2 separate regions of the Homo sapiens genome follow, and region 1 is linked to region 2. Evidence: chromatin contacts called from ENCODE Hi-C or POLR2A ChIA-PET data. All regions are on one chromosome and are shown on one strand. The core of a region is the stretch at or near the end of the contact, and the rest is flanking DNA. Distances in the headings are between cores, read along the strand shown.

The links. Hi-C counts contacts between places; a loop is a spot of excess contacts on that map. ChIA-PET counts read pairs that join two places held with the same protein, here RNA polymerase II (POLR2A).
Region 1: a map of sigmoid colon shows a loop between it and region 2 (7-fold over the local background). The contact joins the enhancer-like site here to the promoter of ARMC9 in region 2. A Hi-C loop is called at or near these places in 1 of 168 maps with a recorded cell type or tissue (sigmoid colon). POLR2A ChIA-PET finds 5 or more read pairs at or near these places in 1 of 52 experiments (AG04450).

The regions. Positions count from the first base shown.
Region 1 is chr2:233,467,652-233,472,712 of GRCh38, reverse strand. It overlaps DGKD (diacylglycerol kinase delta), which reads right to left. Exons shown (of 30, transcript NM_152879.3): 29 at 4,160-4,290; 30 at 615-3,342. The coding sequence ends at 3,253. Among named protein-coding and RNA genes, the nearest start is that of USP40, 97 kb to the left of the region's middle. RefSeq lists a silencer at 4,579-4,794. Within about 2 kb of position 2,577, at least 16 of the 41 ENCODE cell types and tissues checked have a DNase peak (open chromatin) inside an H3K27ac peak, as active enhancers do; they include sigmoid colon, where a contact is called at or near this core.
Region 2 is chr2:231,196,388-231,201,314 of GRCh38, reverse strand. ARMC9 (armadillo repeat containing 9) reads right to left here and starts at 2,684. Exons shown (of 25, transcript NM_001352754.2): 1 at 2,617-2,684. RefSeq lists a silencer at 2,539-2,878.

The DNA of each region.
Region 1 (5,061 bases), core at 1,328-3,827, 2.3 Mb before region 2:
AAAAAAAAAAACGGGGGGGTTTGTTACCATGGAAGGAGTGAGGAAGAGCTGCTAGGGAGGCAGCCAACACTCCCGGAGCACATGCAGCCCTTCTGTACCCGACCAGCCTGATGGTGTCTTCCATGAATGCAGTCCCCATCCCTCACTCCAGGAAACTGGGGAAGACAATTCAAGTGGCCTTGATCGTAGACAGTTCCCTTGGAAATAAAAGTACCAAGACAAAGCAGAGAAGTCGGAGAGCTTCAGGTTTGCAGTTTTATAGAAAAGATTTAAGAGGGTTAAAATATTCGTTAAAATGGCCCTCATTCTCCCGGGCCAAGGCTGTGTGGTCACACCTGAGAGCCTCAGCACTGCCCAGTACCCTCTCTCTCCTTGCGGAATTTTTAGTCCAACTGATCACAGAACCCACACCCTAAAAAATACAACAGCATTCTAATGGCATTCTAACGGCATTCTGATGGCATGCTAATGGCATTCTGTTTTGCTTTTTAGCCACCAACAACTCAACCTATTTTCAGAGCAGGTGAAAAACAATTCTGAATCCAGTTTGGAAAGATTCCGGCAACCAACACTTTATGTCAAAGCACAAGGAATGATGACAAAGACTCTGGCGATGGAAGATCAAAAACAGGCTTGTTTTATTTATACACAGAACAACTTATGTACAGCACTCAGGTATGGACTATGTACATGACAATACAAGAGGCGTTTGTTTCCACGGTGGTCACTATATAAATTAAGATTATAAATACGAGGGGGTAAGCCCCACCTGAGGGCACAGAACCTTTTCTCCAAGACTCTTCAGGGATCCTTCCTGCCTCTCTCTGCACAGCAGACCATGAGGCCCGTCTGGCAACACCACAAGGGGACCTGGGCCGGGGCAGCAGAGCAGCCCCCAGACAGCGAGGACACCCCAGTGCGGGACGCCAGCCCAGCACCAAAGGGCAGGTTCCTAAACACTCATGTTCATTCCTTCCTCACATTCTAACTTGTTAGAATTAGAAAAATGGTTTTTATGTAAACAGTGTTGTTCTAATCACTGACAACATATTAATTTTAAACACTTTTGATCCAAACCCAACTCCTTGCCAGGAGTAGGACACTGAGGACTTGGGGTGGCCCTGATGTCCTTGAAGCCACAGTCAGCTGTTTATCCTCCTCATGTCCCCTCCCCACCCAAGTTCCAGCTTGCCTGGGGCTTGTTCTGGGACCCTAAGAACCCCAGGATGCCCACATCGCCAGGCCAGCAGGGCCAATGGTCATGCAGGGACTGCGGGACAGGTTCCCATCATCTCCTGTGTTAGCCCATTCCACCTGGGAAACCAAGCGACTGCCGTGGCTGGCTTATTTCTCCCTCTGCCAACCCCCATCTACAATGTTCTGGGGAAAACAATGAGAGGTGGAAAAGGTAACATACAACCACCTTCCACCCACATCACTTCCAGTGAGGCAGCTAAGTCCACCAACAGAGCGTGGGAGAGTCTTTCATCCAAAAATCCCAACACGTCGCATGCAGCGACAGGAGGCTGTGCTGGGGAAACCCAAGGCCTGGCTCAGCCTCCATACTCTAAGGGCCTCGGGCCAGAACGACCACGAGAGGGGAGCACCCAAAGGCACGCAGAGGGGCCCACCTGGGTGCACTGCAGAGGGGACAGAGGGGCTGTGAGTGGGAGGTGGGCCAGTGCTGTTCACTGCCGCCTGCTCAGGACCAGGGGCTGCTGCAGACCCAGCCCGGTCTATGCCCACCCCCGCAGGTGCAGCCCAGCTTCTGCACATCAGATGGAGTGACGCTGACTAAAGGACCTGGACAGCGCCGGCAGATACTCCCAACACTGTCCTTCTCTTTGGGAGCCAAAGAGAAGCCACGGCAGATACTCCCAACACTGTCCTTCTCTTTGGGAGCCAAAGAGAAGCCACGGCCAGGCAGCCAGGCCAGAGCCATTTCCTCCTCACACCAGGGCAGGGGTTACAGAAACCTCTTCCCAAGACATTTACAAGCACCTCTGAGCCATGACTATCAACGGGAAAAAAGGGCAAAGTCAGTGCCCTGGAGGACCAGGGGCATCCTTCACCTGGGCACTGTCCCTACGGGGCACAGCCCTCTCCCCAGGCGAGCTCCCTGCCCTCTGGCACCATCATCTACTAGTTCAGAGCCAGGACAGAGGCAGGGCAGGGGCAGCGCGGACCACCAAATCAGAGTCCCTGCCAGCACCTCCAGCGACATCACGCCCAGCAGCAGGCGACAAGAAGCCACTGCAGGGGCAGACACTCAGGAGAGCCTCCGGCCTCCAGGCCACCGGACGGGCTGAAGAGGTCAAACCACCCCTGGCCCACCAGGGCCACGCTCCCTGGGAACCACAGAATGGGCAGAAAAAGTTTCCCAGAGCCAGGAAGCATTTCCCACACAGAAACACTCATGTGGACACACATCCTCTGTCTGCAGGGATGCAGCTGGCAAGCTGTCTCACTCACACCCCAAGCTGAACTCGCCTAGAGCGTCCGGAGACAGAAGGGCAGGCGTCCCCAGCCCACAGTGGGGGGAGGGAGGAGCGGGAGGAGAGAGGATGGAGGAGGGAGGAGCACAGGCCCTGTGACACCCAGGGAGGGGCTCCCCGCCTGGGAAACAGCACCCGCTGCCTTGGCTCACGCAGGAGGAATTTTTTTTTCTCTTCACGTCAAATTACAATCAACAAGACTGGAAACATCCATGCTACTTTCAAACCAGGAAAGAGCACGATTTTTGTTCAACAAAAGCTGCATCAACAAACAGGGGCCCTTGCAGGCTGCTGTGCTGGGCCCCAGCCACGTTTCTGAGAACTGGCTGGGGGCCAGGAGGCGGAGCCACACGGTGCGGCCACAGAAGGACACACGGAGAGGAGCCCCCGGGACAATCCAAGCACGAGGCCAGGCAAGCAGTGCCCAGGAGGCCAGACGCCGCTGGATTCCCTGGCCCACAGCACAGGCGGGCGAGAGCTGAGTGGCCGTGACACATGTGCCCCAGGTGACTCTGAGCTGGAGAAAGTGTTGTTTCAAAGGTAGCTGTGTTGTTATGTTCGAGACCCCAGAGCTCTGGTGGACGGTGTCACGGAGGCTTTCTGTAGCTGACAGAGGAAGTAGCACCATGAGAAGGGGGCGGGCTGCAGCATCTGCCCAGGGCCTCAGTGGCAGGAGGCGCAGAGGCCACAGGCTGAGAGGGCGGAGGCTAGGCCTCGGCGGCGGGGATGTGGAGGCCACAGGCTGAGAGGACAGAGGCTAGGCCTCGACGGCGGGGGCGCTGCGGCTCAGCTCCTTGATGCCACACAGGATCCTCTTCATGTGGCCCACCTTGGTCACGCCCAGGTCCTGCAACAGAGAAGACACCGCCATGGATGCCGAGAAGACAGCCAGGGCCAGAGGGCTCCACAGCAGGCCTGCCACAACGGCCCTTCCCATTCGGCTTGTGAACACAAATGAGAGCCAAAATGACAAAAACGGTAAAACAAGATGGAAACAGCTTAAAAGTAACAACCATACAGATGCCTGGCCCATTGTTCCTGCATTCTAGTCACTACCATCAGCAAGGACAAATCCAAGACAAAGACAAAACACAGGCCTAAAAGCAAGTGGATGACAAGTGACCTCATGAGAGCCACTGTCCAGGACACCCACAGTGGCCTTTTGCCCTCTCGGGACTCAGCCAGTGATTCAACACCCAGGGGTTGGCCCGTTGAGGCCAACCTGGGCAGGGGCATGGGCCTGCAAGATGTGGCGTGAGGCCTGGCATAGACCGAGGCCTGGCACCCAACCACCCCTCCCAATGCTCCCTGCAGACGAGTGGCAGCACCCGCCCAGGAGCAGCATGGGGACAGTCGTGTGTGACTGTGCTTCAGGGTCTGTGTCCCCTCATAGTGTTTTTAACACGAAGACAGTCCTTGTCTGAGTAGCCTAAGATAACCAAGGCTCTGCCCCCCATTATGTCTGCTCCTGGCTTCCTCTGGTTGTGGTGGGTGGAGCCATCACTGCCTAGATGAGGGCCACAGCCGCCCCCACCTGAGGTATACACGAAAGCCTGAGAAGAATCGTGATGCTGGGACATGGCCAGGTCGGGGGAGAGGATGGAAGAGAAGGGAGCTGCGTGCAAGCCCAAGTGCAGGTTCCAGGGAGACGCCTATGGAAGTACCTTGAGGTCCCTCCGCTCCAGGTGCAGGAGCTCAGAGCCCCGGATGTCGTGCCGTGTGAAGATGTCCTTATACTCACAGAGACTGAGGTGCTCCAGCCAGGCAGCAACCTCCTCTGTCCCCCAGAGGTGAACTGTCGGAGATGGAAAAGCACGAGTGCAGTGAGTGCCCAGAGCCCAGTGCAAGGTAGGCAGCAGCTGGCACCCAGCACCCGAGAGCCCAGTGCCAGGACAGGAGACGTCCCAACAGCCAGCACCCGAGACAGCCCAGCAGCAGCCAGCGCCTGAGATAGCCCAGCAGCCGGCACCCGAGATAGCCCAGCAGCCAGTGCCTGAGATAGCCCAGCAGCTGGCACCTGAGCCATCTCTGGCAGCCGGTATCCATCACCCAGCCAACAGCACCACCCACCAGCAGTGCAGAAAGAGGCACAGAGCCACCCGCTCAAGGGGCGATGGCTGCAGCAGAGCTGGCATCTGTTCCTGCCAGGTGGGCCGCCAGCCTCTGGTCATTTCCCCGTGTCCCAGGAGGGATTTACCACCACCAAATATGAGGGAAATGTCCTCATGATTGTGGCCAAAGCCAGCTTTTCCTCCAGCTTCTAGAAGGGTTAAATTTCACTTCTGGACCATAGCAGGAAAGGAAACGAGCAGAGATTTCAATTCACATAGTCAGAGCCACCATTATTAACAGAAACCCCATTTCTGGACAAACATGCAAAGAAGAAAAACCCACAGGAGCTGCCCTGACTGGCGGCAAACACCAGTCCCAATATCCAGGCTTGGAGGCCTCTCCAGCCCCTGACAGCACTGGATATGGCCTGGGTATTCAGGGCTGATCCTTCAGACAGAGAGTTTAGCTCCAATTTACTGACCCAAAGGAACAATGTCCTTCAGGACCATATTCG
Region 2 (4,927 bases), core at 1,435-3,934:
GCTGGCAAGGGGTATGGCATCTGCCATGTGCTTCAAAGGAGCTGGGGTTTGTGAAGGAGTGGGTAGTGATCTGGAAGCAGTAATGAGGAGCAGGGAGGACACCTCCCCATGCACCACACCAGCCCTGCCAGATGCAAAAGGGGAGAGAAGAAAGGCAGCTGCTCCTGGGGGACACCCACCTCTCCAGCCTTTTTCTGGACCATGCCTCCAATCCATCCACCTCCCCCTACCTGATCCCTCTCCTTGCTCCCTTCCACCAATCCCACACTGGACCCTGCCAACAGCGAACTCCTGGCCATTCCCCCATGCAACAAGCTCTTCCAGGATCCTAAGCCTGTGGTTGATGTATGCTCTGCCCCCCCAGGCAAACATGACTCATGATTCTAAGCCAAGCCAGATTTAATCTCTTTTCAAGAAGTCTTCCATGAAAAACCCCTCCCTTCTTTCCCTACCAAGGCTTTTTTTTTTTTTTCTTTTTCTGAGATGGAGTTTAGCTCTGTTGCCCAGGCTGGAGTGCAGTGGCGGGATCTCGGCTCACTGCAACCTCCACCTCCTGGGTTCAAGTGATTCTCCCACCTCAGCCTCCCAAGTAGCTGGGGTTATAGGCATGCGCCATGACGCCCAGCTAATTTTGTTGTTTTGAGATGGAGTTTCACTTTTGCCGCCCAGGCTGGAGTGCAAAGGTGCAATCTGGCTCACTGCAACCTCTGCCTCCCAGGTTCAAGTGATTCTCCTGCCTCAGCCTCCCAAGTATATGGGATTACAGGCGTCCGCCACCAACGCCCAGCTAATTTTTGTATTTTTAGTAGAGACAGGGTTTCACCAGGTTGGCCAGGCTGGTCTTGAACTCCTGACCTCAAGCGATTCACCCACCCAAAGTGCAGGGATTACAGGCATGAGCCACTGCACCTGGCACTTCTTATAACCCTGTTCACAAAGACAGGGAGCTGTATTTCAACTTCATATCCCCAGAACCTAACAGAGTGTCTAGTAAGCAAGAAAGGTACTCAAGGCATATAATGAATAAATGAAGCCGGAGCTGAGGGGATGTCATTTTAAAGGCCCTGGAACGGGAAAAGTGAGTTTCTGAGAATTTGAAACCTTGAGGCCAACCTCAAGGCCTTTGCGCATATTACTCTCTCCGCCTAGAACACTCTTCCCTCTCTTCACCTGGTTAACCACTGTGCCTAATAAACATCACCTCCTTAGAGTAGACCTCCCTAAGCCGTTTAAATAGTATCTGCTGTGATCAACTGTCATTGAATGTGAGTGCTGCTGGGTATCCTATTACTCAACATTCTTAGAAATTACAGAATTGGCCAGGCACAGTGGCTCACACCTGTAATCCCAACACTTTGGGAGGCTGAGGCAGGCGGATCACCTGAGGTCAGGAGTTCGAGACCAGCCTGATCAACATGGTGGAACCCCATCTCTACTAAAAATACAAAAATTAGCCGGGCGTGGTGGCGTCTGCACCTGTAATCCCAGCTACCAGGGAGGCTGAGGCAAGAGAATCGCTTGAACCCAGGAGGTGGAGGTTGCAGTGAGCCGAGATCATGCCACTCCACTCCAGCCTGAGCGACAGGGAAAGACTCCGTCTCAAAAAAAGGAAAAGAAAAAGAAATTACAGAATTTTCTCTAAACTTTTATATCATAATAGGTATCATTTATTGAAGGTATATGGTATGCCAGGCAATGTGCAAAATGTTTTACATTTAACCTTCATAGTAAACCTGACAGGTGAATATAGTTTATATTTTCCCATTCCAGATGAGGCAATTTGAGGCCCAGGAAGTCTGACACACTCCCAACAGCCACAGTAAGTGACTAAGCGGCTGAAAAGAACCACTACACAGTATTTCCCAAAGTCTGGACCACCTAAATCAGAATCAGCTGGCACGCTTGTGCAAATGAAAATTCCTGCCTCCACCCTGGTCTTACTGAACACCGTGGCAGGCACCATGCCCAGAAATCTGCCTTTTAAACAAGCTCCCTGAGTGACTTTTACACACTCTCAAGTTTGAGAACCAGTGCTCTCCTTTATGCGGAAACTAAGAAAAACTTTTCCAGTTACATTTGGGGATTGCAGCGGCAGCTTTTGAATTCCTATATAAGAAAGATTTAGGGCCCACAAACGGGTGGGATTATGGGATTTGTATGGAAGCCGAATCTGCATAGCACGCATCCTGTTTTTCCTAAGATTAGGTGAAGTCTGGACTTCAACTGGGTGCCTCAGGAACGCGGCTAGCAGATGGAGATTATCAGGGGGATCTAAATCCCGGATAACCCGCTCGCGCCGCCACCACCAGCTGGATGGCTTGAGGGACCCCCTCCAAGTATGGCCCACTGCAGCAAAGATCAGGGACTACTTGCGGGAAGCAGCTGGGCCTGTCCTTTCTTGGGATGTCCAGGCGGCCGCCTCGGCCCTTGCCGAAGAAAGATCCCTGGACCGCAGGCGAGAAGTGGTAGCATCCGGCGGCGGCGGAGCGGGCGCGTCGGGTTTTTCCTCGGAACAAGAGGTCCGCAGAGCCTCGGCCCTCCAAACGCACCGCTGCTCCTCCCAGCACCAGGACGGCGGGCGGAGGGTGGCCCGGCTGCATCCGGGGACGCGCTTACCTGCTGCTCGGCCGCGGACACTCGCGCTATCCCAGCCCGGCCGCCACCTCCGCAGCCGTCACCCGGGCAACCGCCGCCGCCACCCCGGCGTCACGTGGGGGCGGCGCAGCCAATCGCGCGGGGCGCCGCCGACGCGGAGCAGCCTGGGAGGGAAGGTGGGCGACCCCGAAACTTCCTGGCGGCGGAAGTGAGGGTCCACAGCCCAGCAGTGGTGAAGGTTCACGCGCTGGATGACCGCGTCTTCTGTGGTCCTCTCCACCACTCCACTTTCGTTCGTTCATTCATTCGTTCATTTCCCTTTCGTTGCGCCAGTCGCTGCGCCGGCTCTCGGGATGAGCCGGAGCAGGCTCAACCCCTTGTCTCAAGGAGCTCGTGGTCGCGTAGAGAACACAAACTAGGACAGTGTGGTGTCCGTGGGGAAAGAGTCAGGCATGGTTATTCCCATCTTAAAGGAGGGACCTGGGGCCACCTTAGAACCAAAAGTGACGCCCAAGATGTGCATTAAAGCTCCGGGGACCAGGGTCCCGCCCCACTGCAGCGGTTTCCAAGGATTTCAGAGAAACTTTTTGTTTTCCATGTCAAATGTGGGCTATTAAAAATAAATCAGGAGCACACGTCTTCCCTCTCTTTGCACCTGATGCTTTTGAACTGAAGTTCATCAGCACTGAATGAGCACTTGCTAGTCACCCAACTTTGTGCTGGAGGGTGAAGAGATGGCCATGGATAGAAAATCCCTCCCCTCCAGGCGTTGAGATTCCGTGGGAGTCTCTCGTTGCCACCTCAGTGTTTCCACCTCCATGCTTCCAAGAAGGAGGAGGCTACCAGGGCCAGAGACAGGGAATGGGGCACGGAGAAGGTAGGTCAGCTCGCCTTTGAAGAAGCCCTAAGATGGGCTGTGGCCACCACTTCCCCAGTCCCCAACCCTGCCAGTGGATTGTCTTCCAAAAGAAAAAAAGCTGTATTTAGTAGAAGAGAGCCCTATCTTCTGTCCAGGTAATATGGATTGAAAATAAATCTTCAATCCATGGCCATAATATTTATCGTCAACACAACTGTATGCCGGGAGATGCCAGACAAAATATAGAACACACAGTTAAATGTAAATTTTAGATAATGTTTTAGTGTAAGTAAATCCCAAAAACTGCTTCATTTTATTGTGCATGTAGGATGTTATATTGTTCTGTATTTTTGTTTGCAAAACGTGCAGCCTATATGTGTGCCCAGCATTGTGCTAAGTGAATCATATAGATTGTTTTCTTTAGTTCTCACACCAGGCCCGGCACGGTGGCTCACACCTGTAATCCCAGCACTTGGGAGGCCAAGGCAGATGGATCACCTAAGGTCACAAGTTTCAGACCAGCCTGGCCAACATGGTGAAACCTGTCTCTACTAAAAATACAAAAATTAGCTGGGCGTATTGGCATGTGCCTGTAGTCCCAGCCACTCGGGAAGCTGAGGCAGGAGAATCCTTGAACCCGGAAGATGGAGGTTTCAGTGAGCCGAGATCACGCCACTGTACTCCAGCCTGGGCAACAGAGTGAGACTCTGTCTCAAAAAAAAAAAAGTTTTTAATTCTCACACCACATCTATGAGATGAATAATATTTTCAGCATTTTACTGATTGACAATGTTGTAATTAACCTGAGCTGTGTGCTCTTAGAAAACAGCCACAGTTAAGAAATCTCACCCACGCACCCCCAAACCTTTTGTTTTCTAAAATCCTCCACACTTTTGTGTTCTGGGAAGTAGCTTATCAGAAAGAACTACCCTTCCACATATGACTTCATCAGACCCACAGTCCTGTCTTTCTCATGCCTCCCATATGATGCACGGATGACCCCCTTGTTTACCTGTGACAAGGACAAATGCAGACCTTTTCCCTTCTGCCTGAGTCTGCCGGCAAGGCCAAGGACAGACTTTTCAGCTTCTCATTCTTTGTCTCATGGTTGATTAGCTGAGATTAGAGCTGTCTGTTTTGTCTTTGGCAAGATGAACAACATGAGGCATACGGGATTAAGAAACTCCTCAAAGTTTACACCACTGAGGAGACCAGGACTAAACCCAGGTCTCCGTGTCTCTGGACCCTGGGCTCTGAGCTGCCGTGAACACCCCACCTGCTTTGCTTTCCCTCCTGAGTGCATTTGCCTGACTGCCGGGATTATGGTCATTGTGGTGGCTATTGTCTTTGTCTGTCTACCTCCCCTCTCCCTTCTGGTAACATACCCCATCCCTCACCACAGGATGGGCAGATGGTCCAAACTGGACCAATCTTACCCCATCCCTCTGGCCTCAGTGATGGGTCCAGGATGGG